Regions from separate parts of the Homo sapiens genome. Here region 2 is linked to region 1. A link is an interaction called in ENCODE POLR2A ChIA-PET data of the cell type or tissue named here. Cell type or tissue: PC-3. All regions are shown on one strand.

Region 1 (2,500 bases):
GAAATTCATGTTTTTGGCATTTGTTAGCCTTTTAAAGTTAGTGTTTAGTTGTAATTTATTTTCTCATTCCAGATATTTACTTCACACCTAATTTTGTATTCCTTTCCTTAAATAGAGTCCCACAAATTGTAAAAAAGGAATTAGCTCACCAAAAACACCAAATGCAGTATTTTTAATATTTACCTTTCAGGTTCGGTTGCTGGATCTAGATATGCCTCTTTTTTTTATTTCCTCATTTTTTCTTCTAAAAAGAAAATTATGTATTTTAATGTCAGATTGCTTTTGATTAAAATGTTTCATATTAAAATTGTATACCTGAAAAATATTATTCAATAACACACTTCAAAAAGTTGACAGTTAAAAAAAAAAGAATAGCCCTTGTTACTTTTCTTATCTAATCACAGAGTTTGTGTAGTGAATGTAAAAAGAAAAAAAAATTGTTACAAGTTTGGAGCAAAGAGCTCTGTGTTTAAAAGGAATCTCCTTCTTTTTTTGTGTGTTTTTCCTTTTGTACCAATGGGGAACCTAAATCTGTTTTAGTTGCACAGACACAATGGACAAATAGTCATTTTGTATTTGCCAAGTGTGATACCTTCCTTTGTTTATTTGCTATTAAACTGTTGAGAGTTTTATGGCTAGTGGATAATCATTGTTCAAACTTTTTAATAACTACAGTGAATTGTGTTAATATAAAATTATGCTGTACAGTATTTTCTTGTTATGTTGATGGTCAAAGTGAACATCAGATATTAAAAATTTAGATGAGTAAAATATTAAACAGCCTATTTTTGTCATGTAACAAAAGACCATGAGATCCATGGAGGAAAAAAGGACAGCTTTATTTTTCTATAGAAAACAATAGTAGGTTGGGGATATGCAGCCTGTGGTGTAAAATGAAAATGAGGTCCTAGTTGGGGGTTGGAGAGTTAGAAATTATAAAGGCAAAAATTGTAGGACAGGGGAGGTGGGGTCAAGGAAGTAAGGAATAAAGTCTTGATTAGATGACCTTTAATCCCCAAATCACCAGTGTGTCTTAGTTGGTTGTTTCCAGGTGGTTGGTCAGTTGGCACCAGGTGGTCTTTTGGTGATCATTTGGGGAATTTCCAAATGATCACCAAAAGGAACTGTTCTTTGACTTGGTGGCAGAAAAACAGGTTTTGCAACACTTTTAAGGACACAGGGTATAATTGCTCCCTTACCCTGTCATTGCCTCTTGGTTCTGCTTTTACCTTTGAGCCACAAGGAGTCTATCTTGTCAATTAACTGGGGGCATAATTTGACAGTCCAATATGTATAATGATGACAACAGCTCCACTAACATGAATGCCATTCTTAGAATTTCTCATAGATCCTGGCATTTGGTACATCTGAGTTGAATAAATAAAAGTCTGGGGAATGAATGAAAGAAAAATTAGTTCAATGTCCTATAACTTTAAGTTAATTTATTAGAATTGCCACCAACAAAATTAGCTCTAGCATTTAGATACTAAAAGGAATTTGTTAAGCAAACTTACTTTTGCAGTTATCTCTCCATGGACAGTCAGAACAGGTATTCTTCATTTCTAAAACATACTGCTGTTCTTTAAGACCATTCTTTGGCACTGTGGAACTTTAGTCATTTTCTAGACATTTGTTAGCCACTAAATGTCTCATACCAGGGACTCATATTTGTAAATAATAGTGTCTGCCTTTGAGAAGCTCATAACTGGGTAGTCAACGAACAGTCACAGTGCAGATCTGGAATCAGTGTTGAGGGAGTACAAAATCCTTTGGGTGTTGTAATCAGAGTCAAGAAAAGCTTCACAGTGGCGATAGGCTTAAGCTTAGTTGAAGGAAGAGGAAGCTTTCAAGTGGAGGTGGCAGAGAAAGCATTCTGACATGTGAAAAGGCAGGAAAGCCTGCGTGCAGCATATTTATTAGTTTTGTCTCCCTTGGAGCATTTTGTAAATTTTATTGAGTATTCAGAGTTGACAGAAAGGCAGTCAGGGATCATTTCATGGAGCGCCATGCTGAGAAGATTAGAGGATTTTAAGCAAGTGATGTGGTCAAATTTGCAGTTTTGAAAGAGTACTTAACATTATCCTGGTTATATGTTTAGCAGATTTGGCAAGAACTGATTGTTATGATTTGATAGTCATTTAATACAAAAAGGAACCTGGAATGCTCTTCGTCTTTAGTGAACATTATGTAACCTATCTTCATGGCCTTCTTAGTGAGGTAAACATTTTTTTTTTGAAATTGTAAAGATTTAAACTTTTTGAAGGGTAAACTTTCTCAGATAATTATGCTTAGTTGTGAGCAGAAGTAAAATAATGTTTTTACAGGCCAGAGCATTTAATTACCAGTGCAAGACTGTCCAGACTACTCTTTCCATTTACCATGATAACTGGTAAAATGTGAGATGGTGATTGCTCCATCATCTTGGGTACTGAGATGAAAAGATGTGGGGTGGAGTCCTCAAATGACTTATGATGAACAGCTAGTGTAAGCAAGAAAATGA
Region 2 (2,500 bases), 1.0 Mb after region 1:
AGTGCAGCTACATGGATCTTGCCATGCGTAGCATTGGAGACCATGATTCCTCCTAAGATTTGCAGCTCAGCCTGGAAGCCCGTGTTCCTGGGGCTTTGCAAAAGGAGCATTGCATGTGCCAGGGCATACAGTGTTGAAACCAACCTAACCCTGGGCAAGCCGTTGGCTCCTTGGCTGATTCTTGGTTCTGTGCTCTGTCACAGGCCTGGCCCAACTGCTGCAGAATGAGGAAAGATGGCCTTGGAGAATTTCAGATTGAAAATCTCTAAATGATCTTGTTTGCTGGGTAGAAGGCATTAGGGGAAGGAAGTGCCCATAGAATTCTCTTCCTCTCCCTCCCTCCATCTCAGCTCCATAAAACAAGTCTCAGCTTTCTGTACCCACCTCTGACCTCTAAGGGTGCTCTCCTTTTTCAGTATGCTGTGTGACTCTGGGCAAGGCATACCTCCTCTCTGGGCCTCAGTCTGTCTTCTGTAAAACATGGGGGTGGGGTGGACCAGATGACCTTGAAATATCCTGCCAGCTCCAGTGGCTGCTGAGAGCCCACGGAGGCAGCGGGGAGCCTCCAGGCAGCCAGAGCCCGGGGGCCAGCGGAAAATGTGACTTCGTTACAGCTCGGCCCCCAGTGGCGCTGCTGGCCTCTGATCTTTGAACATTTCCATAGTGCACCCGACACGTCGGGCCCGGTCATAGCCCGGCGCAGCCCCTCGCTCACTCAGGAACATCTGCTACAGCATTTACCACGTTAATAGATTAGCTTTGAGAATCGGGCAGGTGTTTTCCAACCAAGCCAGAAAACATCAAAATCACATTGCTCTCCAAGCCTTTCCGCACAGGCAATCGAGTTAGAATGACTCATATGGTCTAACAGATAATAAAACACACATAACATTTGCTTTAAGGTACAGGTGGGGGTATTTTGTCCCGCACATAGGAGAAACAAAAACTCACTCTATTTGGGAACAGGGTAATTGAATACAGATGGGAGGAGGTAAATGAAAGAATTTAGCAAATATCTCAGTGGAATAGCTAATGGGAATGAGACAGAATAGGAAATTAAAAATTATTCGAAGCAGATGGACCATTCTTTGAGTTTTTAAAAATTTATTAGGGCCGCGAGAAAATGTGTCTGTTTATTTTCTGCGGCCATGAAATTAATGACTTGGTGAGTTTTGCTTGTGCAATTTTATGACTGCCATGTCATCTGTCATAATTTGGGGACTGTTTGATATGGATTTATGAGTGTCCCCACCCCCCCGCCCCTCCCTGATTTATTGGTGTGGGTCATGCGTGAATTAGGCTGTCCCCTTTTGAGGGAGCAGCTCGGATGGTGGCGTAACCTCGCAGGCCCTGGGCAGGGGCTCCGGGGAATTCCTGGCCAAAAGGTGAGTGGAAAAGCTGTGAGGAAGCAGCAGGCTCACCTGGCTGAACTTCCTCTACTCGGGTGACCTCAGCCTGCCCTGGCCAGGGAGGAGGTGTCAAGACCGGGAAAACCAGCCCAGGCTGCTTGTGCTTGGCTGGGGCTAGGGTGGGGCCGTTGCTGTAGCCTCAACCCAGTGTAAGGGCCACCTGGCTCCTTGTCCCTCCAGTCCTTACAGCCGTGCTCACCTGCCCCCAGACCTGAAGCTCAGGGAAGGAGAAAAATATTCACAGTTATTTGGGGTCTGGTTGTGCCTGGCCAGGTGCTGGGGTTTAAGTACATTTTCTAGATGGTGGTTAACATAGGGCTTTGCAACCCGCAGACATGAATTCAGTTTTGCTTTGATTCTTCTGAGCTGTGTGTCTCTGGGCTGATCACTACCCTCTCTGAACCTTGATTTCCTCATCTTTAAAAAACAAAATAGGGCCAGTGCGGTGGCTCATGCCTGTAATCCCAGCACTTTGGGAGGCTGAAGCAGGTGGATTGCCTGAGCTCAGGAGTTCAAGACCAGCCTGGCCAGCATGGTGAAACCCAGTCTCTACTAAAAAGTACAAAAAATTAGCTGGGTGTGGTAGCACGAATCTGTAATCCTAGCTACTTGGGAGGCTGAGGCAGGAGAATCACTTGAACCTGGGAGGCAGAGGTTGTAGTGAGGCAAGATAGTGCCACTGTGCGCCAGCCTGGGCAACAGAGCCAGACTCCATCTAAAAAAAAAAACAAAAAACCAACCAATCAAACAAAAAACCAAAATAGAAGCATCTAACATTAGGGAGTTTTTGAGGATCAAATGAGATATTGTAACAACCCCTGCCCCCAAACACACATAGCAAAGAGCTAGTAAGTGGTAACTATTATTATTCTTAATAATCATCCCATCAACATCTTACAGTAGATATTATTATTTCCCCCTGACAGGTGGGGAAACTGAGGCTCAGAGAGTTTGAGTGATTTGCCAGAAGTTACACAGTTAAGGGGATGAACCTGGGCTTTCTTCCATAATGCTGGAGCCCATCTTGTTCTGAATTGGGATATGCCAGGCCTCAGTGGCACAGTTCAGGGCTACAGACTCATGACCTTGTC

What was found. ChIA-PET counts read pairs that join two places held together with the same protein. Peaks named below come from ENCODE experiments on the same cell type or tissue, not always from the same donor. Only the 100,000 strongest peaks of a DNase experiment are listed, where the experiment ranks them.
Region 2: POLR2A ChIA-PET joins it to region 1 with 6 read pairs; 1 of 35 experiments calls an interaction of 5 or more read pairs at or near these places.

Annotation. Positions count from the first base shown.
Region 1 is chr10:74,254,250-74,256,749 of GRCh38, forward strand. All of the region lies in intron 3 of ADK (adenosine kinase), which reads left to right. LOC124902456 (a long non-coding RNA gene) reads left to right here. Exons shown (of 2, transcript XR_007062198.1): 2 at 1-628. Among named protein-coding and RNA genes, the nearest start is that of ADK, 100 kb to the left of the region's middle. In PC-3, a CTCF peak has its summit at 1,336; DNase peaks (open chromatin) are centred at 1,162 and 1,692.
Region 2 is chr10:75,261,414-75,263,913 of GRCh38, forward strand. No RefSeq gene overlaps it. Among named protein-coding and RNA genes, the nearest start is that of COMTD1, 27 kb to the left of the region's middle. RefSeq lists an enhancer at 27-1,674. In PC-3, no CTCF peak of the experiment used is centred here; DNase peaks (open chromatin) are centred at 868 and 1,468; H3K4me3 peaks cover 1,111 bases; H3K27ac peaks cover 1,944 bases.